3 separate regions of the Homo sapiens genome follow, and all the other regions are linked to region 3. The links are chromatin contacts, found by Hi-C or POLR2A ChIA-PET in ENCODE. All regions are on one chromosome and are shown on one strand. The core of a region is the stretch at or near the end of the contact, and the rest is flanking DNA. Distances in the headings are between cores, read along the strand shown. Region 1 holds the start of FLRT1 (fibronectin leucine rich transmembrane protein 1). Region 2 overlaps MACROD1 (mono-ADP ribosylhydrolase 1). Region 3 holds the start of SPINDOC (spindlin interactor and repressor of chromatin binding).

What was found. Hi-C counts contacts between places; a loop is a spot of excess contacts on that map. ChIA-PET counts read pairs that join two places held with the same protein, here RNA polymerase II (POLR2A). Pooled maps may share reads with other maps.
Region 1: POLR2A ChIA-PET joins it to region 3 with 10 read pairs in Panc1. The contact joins the promoter of FLRT1 here to the promoter of SPINDOC in region 3. POLR2A ChIA-PET finds 5 or more read pairs at or near these places in 3 of 52 experiments (A673, K562 and Panc1).
Region 2: a loop to region 3 is called in a pooled map, with 2.8 times the contacts of the local background. The contact joins the enhancer-like site here to the promoter of SPINDOC in region 3. A Hi-C loop is called at or near these places in 2 of 50 pooled maps. POLR2A ChIA-PET finds 5 or more read pairs at or near these places in 3 of 52 experiments (MCF 10A, WTC11 and activated CD4-positive, alpha-beta T cell).

What each region holds. Positions count from the first base shown.
Region 1 is chr11:64,034,098-64,037,222 of GRCh38, forward strand. FLRT1 (fibronectin leucine rich transmembrane protein 1) reads left to right here and starts at 1,834. Exons shown (of 3, transcript NM_013280.5): 1 at 1,834-2,062. All of the region lies in intron 3 of MACROD1 (mono-ADP ribosylhydrolase 1), which reads right to left. RefSeq lists enhancers at 1,874-2,776, 2,777-3,125.
Region 2 is chr11:63,999,692-64,002,419 of GRCh38, forward strand. It overlaps MACROD1 (mono-ADP ribosylhydrolase 1), which reads right to left. Exons shown (of 11, transcript NM_014067.4): 5 at 536-652; 6 at 1-72. Among named protein-coding and RNA genes, the nearest start is that of OTUB1, 15 kb to the left of the region's middle. RefSeq lists enhancers at 1-859, 872-1,379 and a silencer at 607-1,186. Within about 2 kb of position 1,289, at least 5 of the 41 ENCODE cell types and tissues checked have a DNase peak (open chromatin) inside an H3K27ac peak, as active enhancers do.
Region 3 is chr11:63,812,033-63,815,214 of GRCh38, forward strand. SPINDOC (spindlin interactor and repressor of chromatin binding) reads left to right here and starts at 1,424. Exons shown (of 6, transcript NM_138471.3): 1 at 1,424-1,781. The coding sequence starts at 1,655. RefSeq lists a silencer at 1,060-1,529.

The DNA of each region.
Region 1 (3,125 bases), core at 584-3,083, 220 kb after region 3:
TAGAAAGGGGTCTCTCCTTCAAGACATTTAGTTCAGAAGAGGAGGAAGGCTTGAACATAATTCCTGAGCCACACGCCAAGTGCTGGGATGGAGGAATGACAGAGCCCCAGGGCCACACGTCCATCTGGGGGTCTGGGAAGGCGGGACGGAAACCACAGCTCTGTAAAAATTACAGCCGTCTCTGCATGGACAAGCCTGGAAGGGAGCAGAGGAACGGAAGCTGTTGACGCCACAGGGCGGTGGCATTGTGGGTGATTTTTCTTTCTTTTATTGTTGGTATAATGCTGTTTGGGCAATAAATAAAAATTGGGAGGAAAAAATAGCTGTTTGGTGAATTGAGTAGAAATTGGGAGAAAGAAGAAAGGGAGTTAAGGGGAGGGAAATTAGAAGGGTGAAGTGAGGAGGGAGAGGCAGGAAGGGCAAAGACAGGCGCATGCAGAGCGCACAGAGGCCAGAGGCGGCGGCCTCAGGCTAGGCCCCAGTCTGTTCCCGGACTGGGCGCAAGAGGGCTGGGTTTGCACAGGGAAAGGAGGGGGAGAGGTGCTGGAGTCTCTGTAGGGGGGACCCTCCCCAAGGGGATCTGGGAGGGCATCCCAGAGGGGAGGTGGCCCCCAGGCCTCGATGGACAGCAAAGAGCAGGGCCGGCAGAGGGGGTCCCAGCCAGACTGTGGGCGGTCTGAGGGTGGATCAGGAGCACTGGGGCCCTGGTGGGGGCTCTGGGCAGGCTTGGGACTCAGAGCAGCCACTGACAAGGTGATGAGGTCTGACCAGGGCAGGCCAGGCTGGGTATATGGGAGAGTCCCTTACTTAGTGTCCCAGCGAATGCCAAGAGCACGGGGACTTTCAGGCTAAGAGGAGGCTGTCTGGTCTAAACACTCCCTCACCCCACCCGGATGCCACCCACAGGCATGAACATCTTCCCAGTCTCTAATAGGTGCCAGGCACTGGGCCAGCCACCCTCCCATTCAAGGTCTTCTTCATCTCTCACAGTAACCTTTGGAGCTAGGTAGTAACGGTCCCATTTCACAATCCAGGACACTGAGGCTGGGAGAGGTTCAGCAACTTGGCCAAGGTCACAGTCAGCTGGGGATGGGAGGGGGCGCTGGCATGGGACCCTGGCACTGCCCCCTTAATAGGTGGGAGGGGTATTGCTGGGGAGCGCCCGGGTGTTTACAGCACGCGGCGGATGAGAGGGTCTGCCCAGGGAAGGGGCGCCAGGCAGGAAGGAAGGGGTTACTTTGGCATGCAGAGTAGGCGGTGGGTACCTGTTTGTGAATGAATGCACGGGTGGACGGATGAATGAATGAATGAATGAATGGATGGCTGGAGGGATGGTTGAATGAGTGGGTGCGGAGAGGAGGGTGCTGGGGAGGCGGCGCGTGAGCTAGAACCCCTTTCTCCCCCGCCTCCACGGTGGAGGTTGGCTTTGGGAGCCTCCCTCCCCCAACTCCCCAGAGGGGTCGGCTCCCCCACCCGCCCTTCCCCCAGCCAGTTTAGCCGAGGGCGGGGGAGGGGGGCGCGGAGGCCGCTTCTCCCCGGCTGGGCCAGAATCCCCGCGCGGCGGCGCAGCCTCCCGCGCCGGGTCCCGCCGGCCAGTGCGCAGCGCGGCGCCCCCGTCCTCCTCCCCCTCCCCTCCTCCTCCTCTCCCTCCCCGCTCCGCGCCTGCACGCACGGCCCCCGCCGCCGCCGCCGCGAGGGGAGAGGCGGCCGCACAGCCTGGTTCCCCGCGCCCTGCTCGCCGCCGCCGCTCGCGCGGGCACCGCCGCTGGTCCCCGCCCCGCCGCCGAGCGCACCCGCCCGGGCACACGCACCCCGCCGCTGGACGCACCCCCCGCACTCCTCCCGCGGCTCCGCCGGGCGCCCGAGCCGGGCAGATGCGCCGCCGCGCGCCCCCCGCTCCGGGCCCGCCACCGTGCTCTGCCGCGCGCCGGGGGCTCCTCTCCCGGGCCCCCCTGGGCGCCCTCCGGCTCTGGTTCCCGCCCGCTCCTTGGAATAACCCCTGAGGCTCCAGCCGTCACCGCAAAGTTTCCCGAGGAGACCCGCCTCCCCGGCCGCTGCGCAGGTAGGGCTGGCTGCACCGGGCGGGGGTCGGGGTCCGCGCGTCTGGGACAGGGCGCCAGAGCCGACGGGGCGGGGGCCGGGGGCCCGGGGGCACCGAAGCGCCACGGGGTCAGGCAGCCTGGCTTTGCCCCAGAGCGGCGGGAGATGGGACGCCCAGCCTTTGGGATTTGGGGTGGGGGTCCCTGAGTCAAGAGCCAAGCACCAGTAGCGGTGGCGCTGGCCCCGCCGCGGGGAGGCGCGGGGTGCGCGGCCGGCGGCTCAGCTCTCCCGAGCCGAGGCTGGAAAGGGCGGGGGCTCAGCTGGAGCTCTAGTCCAAGCCCTCGCTGCACCCCCCAGGGAGGGGGCCTGGCCCGTGGGGGGCGTCAGGCCGGTCATGTGGGTCCCAGCTCCCGCACTCGGGAACCGGAGGAGGGCGCGCGGCCAGGGACAGCCGGCCGGCCTGGGCGCCGCGCTCCCGTCCCCACCAGCCGCGTGAGTCACGGTTGGAGCGAGGTTTTATTTTTAAAACGACTTCAAGGGGGGCATGAGCAGCCTCCAACTTCCCTCCCTGTGCGCGCTGTGGACCGTCAGCCCTGAGCCGGGCGGGGGCTGGGGCCGTACACCTGGCGGCTGGAACGGTGAGACCATGGTGCCTGGGCGGGGGGCGGCGGGCACCCCCCATCCCCCAGCTCTCAAGACAAGGAGGCGGCCCGACCCGGCGGCGCACGCCCCTCCTCGCGGGCACTGGAGACCCCGGGGAGGAAGGCTGGGGAGTGTTGTCGCCCAGCTGCAGGGAACCGTGGTTGATCAGAGCTCCCCGAGGAGGAGAAAGTTGTGGAACAGGGACACCAGGGAGCTGCCACAGCCTTCCCGGTGGCCCCGGGAGGTCTTCGAGGCCCTCCAGGGTGGGCAGTTTTGAGAGAATACAGCCCAGCTGGGGTGTGCCAGGCCCCCGAGGCCCAAGCCAGAGCTCTGATGTGAATAAATACAGCCAAGGCTGGGGACGGAGGTGAGGGGTGACTGAGAACAGCCCTGCCTCACCGCGGCCCCTACGCCCTCGGGTTGGATGGAAACCAGCCCCTCCA
Region 2 (2,728 bases), core at 39-2,538, 190 kb after region 3:
AGCTGCGGAGCTCGGCAGCCTGACTGGCGCTGGGCTCCCCGTAGGCGATGGGCCCCACTGTGTGGATGACGTCTACGGGGGGCGACGGGGTCAGACCGGCGGGGGTCTACGCGGTCCTCAGCTCCCTCGCTTCCCCCTGCCGGCCTGGGCAGAAGGGGGCAGGAAACACCTTTCCCCCCAAGCGCTGAGCCTCCTCCGCGAAGGCCCCCACCCCTGTGGGCCCCCTCGAGCCCGAATCCGCACGCGCACAGAGCCCCGCGCCCCCTCCCCACATCTGTATGGGCCCGGCTGAGACCCGAGCGCGAGTGTGGGCGCGAAGGCGTTGCCCCCCAGCTCCATCCTCAGCCTCCACGCACGGTCTCCCCCATGTGCTTCCTGGGGTGTGCGGGGTGGGGGCCGGGTCTTGGCCCTTAAGGTTAAGAAGGGCCCCCTGAGGAGTTCCCCAGCACTCCTGTGGGGGCCGCACCCCTGATGTCCCAGTGACACACGGGCGCCCTGTCTGCGCCCCACAGCTGGGGGCGCGTCGGGGACTCACACTTGGCCGGGAGCCGATAGCCGCCGGTGATCTTGGCCTTGCCAGTCTTACAGCTCTGCAGGGTCCGGCACTCGTCGGTAAGCAGGGGGCCGGCGGCCCGATGAATGCAGCCGTCCACTGCGGGAAGGGCGGGCGCGACTGAGCTGGCCTGGCAAGGCTGCGGCCCCGGGGTGAGCACCCTCAGTCCCGAGAAGCCCCTCGGCGATGCGAGGACCCATGCGGAGCCGCGCCCCAACCCCGTGGCCTCCGGCCGCGGCCGCTGCCCCCACCCCCGCCCGGAATGTTTCACATCTGGGGAAACCGAGGCGCAGAGCGGGACGGCCCTGGGCCTGGCGGGAAGTCGCGCAAGGAGGCCGGCAGGGGGCGCACCCGGCCCACCCTGTCCCTTCCAGGCCGCGCCGCCAGGGCCCAGGCAGGGCGGCTCCGGGAGGCGGGGGCCGCCGGGACAGGAACCGCCGCCCGAGCCGGGGTGACGGGGAAGCTTCCTCCCCGACGCCCCTCCCTAGCCCTGTCCCGGGCGCGCTGCAGGGCCCGCGACCAGTCGCTGCCTCCGCCCGGGCCTCAGCGTCGGTGCGATCCCAAGGCCCACCTCCCCAGGCGGCGCCCCATCACGGGGCGGCGGCAAACCCTAGGACCCATTTTGCGGATGAGGAAACCGAGGCCACCTTGTTACAGGGTGATCAGATCTGTAGCTGGAGTCTGGGTCTTCCAGCCGCGCGGGGAGGTGAGCCCGACGCCCGGGCCCGAGTCTCCTGGCGCGCAAACCCCAGCTGGTTAATGAACCGCCTCGTTAGCGCATCCAGCTTAATTACGGCCCCGCATGGGCTTGTTTATCCGAGGGCGGCTGCAGGGCCTCGCGAGCGACCCTGGGGACCCGGGCGCAGATAAACAACCGGGGCGCAGCGGGAGGCATGGAGGAAACGCTCCAGCAGCCCAACCTCGCCAGGGCACCGCGCAGGAGAGGCGCGGCCTCAGGCAGGCCTGGGTCCAGCCCGGGCTCACCCCTCATCGGCTGTGAGATCCTGCCCCTTCCCCTCTCTGGCGTCCACCCTCTTATCTGGAATACCGGGACAGCGACCCTCCCACAGAGGAAAACGCCGCGTGCTGGCCGGGAGGACAGGGCCCATCTTTGGCAGCTCTGATCGCCCACGCCAGGAGCTCCTCAGGCACCAGCTGCCTGGTGCTCACAGGCGGGCATCAAGAGAGGACCATCATTCCCCATTTTACAGATGGACAAACCAAGGCCACCTTCTCCTTCATCACCTCAGTCTCGGCACAGTTCCAGGGATGCCAGGTAGCTCACACCCCTTTCTTTTGCTGTTTGATCTCGTGCCCTGGGGGCACAATTAAACCTCATTCTGCAACTTTACTCAGAGCTGGCACCAGGCAATTTCCCAGAGCGTCCCAGGGATGGGTGGGCAGAGAGGTTAGGGGAACGCTGAGAACGGCTCAGGCCTGGATCCCTTCCACCTGCTCCTCTCCTCTGCAGGGAGAAAGGCAGCTGTAGCCCAGGGCGAGGCTGAGATGGAGCAAGAAGGCAGGGCCCAGAGCGGGCGTCCAGGCTGGAGCTCCCAGTGCTGGGAAGTGAGTGTTCCGAATGGGGTGCCGTGGCTGGGCTGTGGAGCTGGGCAACGTGAGTTCACATCCTGGCTCTGCCAGCCACAGATGTGTGACCCCTCACATATCATTTAACCTCTCTGGGTCTCAGTTGCTCCATCTGGAAAATGGGATAATAGCACCCACCTCAGAGCTCATTGGGCTGTTGGAAGGATTGAGTTAAACTAACTTTGTAATGTGCTTAAGGCAGTGCTTGGCAAGAATGGAGGTCATGAGTGTATCCTGTTATTAACAACAGTGTGACAGTGTGGGCATGTTCGGGTATGTGTACATCAGTGTGATGGGAGGTGGGTGCACACAGGGTGTTCACAGTGTGTGGGGGTGAGCCCAGGGATCTGTCTGAGCTGGCTCTCCTAGGAGCCTCCCGGGTCGAGCACCTGGCACCGGCTGCTCGAAGTCTCTGGGGGCTCACCGCCCTGCAGGCGACCTCGGCCAGCTGTGGGGGCCCGTGCGGGGAAGTGGAGCTCAGTGTTTCAGGAATTTAATGTTTCCTGCGGAAGTGGACTGGCCTGCAGCCAGGCCTTTGGGGCTGACCTGGGGGCGCAAGGGAGGTGGAGGGAGCTGGAATCAATGCTG
Region 3 (3,182 bases), core at 174-2,673:
CAGCCCACTGCAATACAGAGCAGAGCAGAGGGGCACGGAAGGGATCTGTAGCAAATGGTAGAGAATGACCATTCAGCAGAAATAGTTAAACAGGCTTGGTAATACCTTTGTTGTAAAACCTTTAAAATATCAGATACACTTGCACATAACAAAATAATTCCCTTAAAAATAGACTGCAAGGCCAGGCGCGGTGGCTCACGCCTGTAATCCCACTTTGGGAGGCCGAGGCAGACGGATGATGAGGTCAAGAGATCAAGACCATCCTGGCCAACATGCTGAAACCCCGTCTCTACTAAAAATACAAAAATTAGCCGGGCATGGTGGCACGTGCCTGTAGTCCCAGCTACCCAGGAGGCTGAGGCGGGAGAATAGCTTGAACCTGGGAGGCGGAGGTTGTGGTGAGCCGAGATAGCGCCACTGCACTCCAGCCTGGTGACAGAGCGAGACTCTGTCTCAAAAAAAAAAAAATTAAAAAATTGACTGCAATCCATATAGACTAGTTCACACCTCTTCTCACACCCCCATCCTACTACGCGATTCTGAATACTACTGTGTCTGGTCTGATATAACGACATTCGAAGATGGATTTTCAGTGTCAGACATTTTGCATTTTCTGAGCTGAAATCTCATGAGGGTTGCTATAGAAGAGGGAGATGCACATTCCATGTCACAGAAGTAAAAGCTCACCCAGAGTGTGGTTATAGGGCAGCAATGTCATGGCAACTGGACTCTGGTCTTGGGGCTCTCAAGGGATTGCTGTGTGTCCTTGGAGAGGGTCACAAAATCTCCGGACTCCCGTGCCAAAAATGGAAATCATACCCATCAGGGTGGTTTATGTCCGCTCACAGTCCACTCTGCTTCTCTTCTTTGCCTTCCCAGAAGGGTCCAAAATGGTTTTTGAAAGAAACGATGAGCCGGACTAAGAAAACAGATAATGTGCCCACGGCCACGGAGCTGGCAGATGAGAAGGAATTCGGTCTCTGCGTTTCCATACCAAGGCCCTTTCCACTCACCCACCGCTTCTCTTCCTGCCCGGGGCATCTGCTGGCGGAGGAAGGCTTGTCCACGGAAAGGCAAAAGCGACTCCCGATCAAAATCCGGGGGCACCTGGTAGCGCTCTCCACGCCAGCAGAAACGCCCAACTGACTTCTTAATGGAGGGAAACCCCGGGCTTGGCCCGCAGACTGAGGGGCCCGCGTTGCGGGTTTTGGGGGCCCCTCTGCCTCTGCGCACCGGGTGGCCCCGGGTCCCCTCGGCCCTTCCCGCCGCCTCCCGGGTCCAGGGTTTCTAACGGGGCCGCGTGCCCGGGGCGGGGCCACGCGCGATTGGCCGCGCGGCATCGGGGGCGGGTCCGCGGCTGGCCGGCCGGGCGGGCGCCGACAATGAGCCTCCATAAAAGGGAGCGGCGGGGGGCAGGGGCCCCGGATTGAGCCCTCCCCGCCCGGGCTCCCGACGCGCCGAGGTCTCGGGGAGGCCCGGACGCGCCGGTCGCAGGCCCGGCCGGCGAGCGGCGGGCGGGCGGCGGGGAGGGGGCTGCGCGGGGCGGGCGGCGGGCCCGGCGCTATTCCGGCCAGGAGGCGGGAGGCGGTTGCCGGCTGCGCGCCGAAGCCTGCGCGCCAGTCCTCCGGCCACTGCTATCGCCCACGGCCGCACCATGGCCCTAAAGGCCGAGGGCGCCGCACTCGACTGCTTCGAGGTGACGCTGAAATGCGAGGAAGGGGAGGACGAGGAGGAGGCCATGGTGGTGGCCGTAATTCCGCGGCCCGAGCCGATGCTCAGAGGTGAGGATGGAGGGGATTCCACTTCCGCGTCACGGTGCGGGGCCGGGGCTGGGGCCGTCCCTCCCCAGTCGGGGTCCGGGACCCGGGCACCTTCTCACCCCCTTCAGCCTTGGGGCCCAGGTTTCCCTCTCGGATCTGGGTCCAGGGCGCGCTCTTGCACCTCCCCCACCATGGTTTAGAAGCTCAGGCCTCCTCGATTTCCCCCTCCCTTCCCCTTTCCCCCGCCCAGGGTCTGGAGACTTCGATCCACGCCCCGCACGCTCCGGATCTTCCGGTGCCCAAGCGCCCCCTCTCCCGGGCCCAGCACCAGAGGCCGGATCCCCAGAGGCGCTGGGTGGTTGCGGCCGCCGTCTCACAGCCTGGGAAGGGGAGGCAAGCACAACGGCCGGGCTGTGTTCTAGTCCGAGGGGCGGCGAAGCCTCTAGGCCGGAGGCTACAGGCGGGCGCCGCTGCCGACCTCCAGGAGAATTTTAAGGGCTCTCCGAGCATAACGCTTCCCTGCCCACCACCCCGCTTCATTCCCATTCCCGGGCCTTCCACTTGCAGGAGCCACAGGTGTCAAGTTCTGGAGAGAAGGGATGAATGGGACTGCATACAACAGCTAGTTTGGAAAAGCAGTGCAGTGCTAGAACGAGATTAGCTTTGGGAGGGGATGGGAGGAACAATCTCAGAACACTCGCTCTCCCCTCCCCCTTCACCGATTTCTAGTCCTCAGGAGCTTGCAAACCGTAAGAAAACAAAGAGCCATCTTTGTGGGAGACTTAATATGCATGAAAATGCAAATATATTTCCATTCTCCCACCCCGCTTTTCTTAGGCGGGATAGTACCCAAAAGAGGTTGAGAGCAGCAATGCCATTCATTGAACTTCAGCCGAACAGAATGATGTCTGCCTGCACTGCCTGTCATCCTTTTTGGAACTGGAAGGGTTATAAAATTCATGAGGGAAATAAAGGTCACCTCCCTTCTCGGAGCATTTAGTCCAAAAGATAGGTTGTTTTCCTACTTCTGCTAATATTTGTTGAGTGTTCATTGGGCATTGTCAGAGGCTGTCTCAGTTAATCCTCTCAACCCTGCAAGGGTGGCCTTATCCCCACTGTTAGGGCAGGAATAGACAGGTGAATTCATTCAACCAATATTCACTGGACGTCTACTTTAGGCTGTTTAGGCTAGTGTTTTTAGGCTGGGAAGTAGTAGTAAACAGAGCAACCGAAACCCTGCTCTTGAAGAACATATATATACCAATGGCTAAAGACAGAGAAATAGGTTCATGTATAGTATGTTGGGTGGCAATAAATGGTTCAGAGATCACTAAAGCAGGAAAAGGAGAAAGAGGAGGAATGGGTATTTAATTGAATATATCGAGTGGTTCAGAAAGGGTTTTCTAATAAGGTGAATTTTGA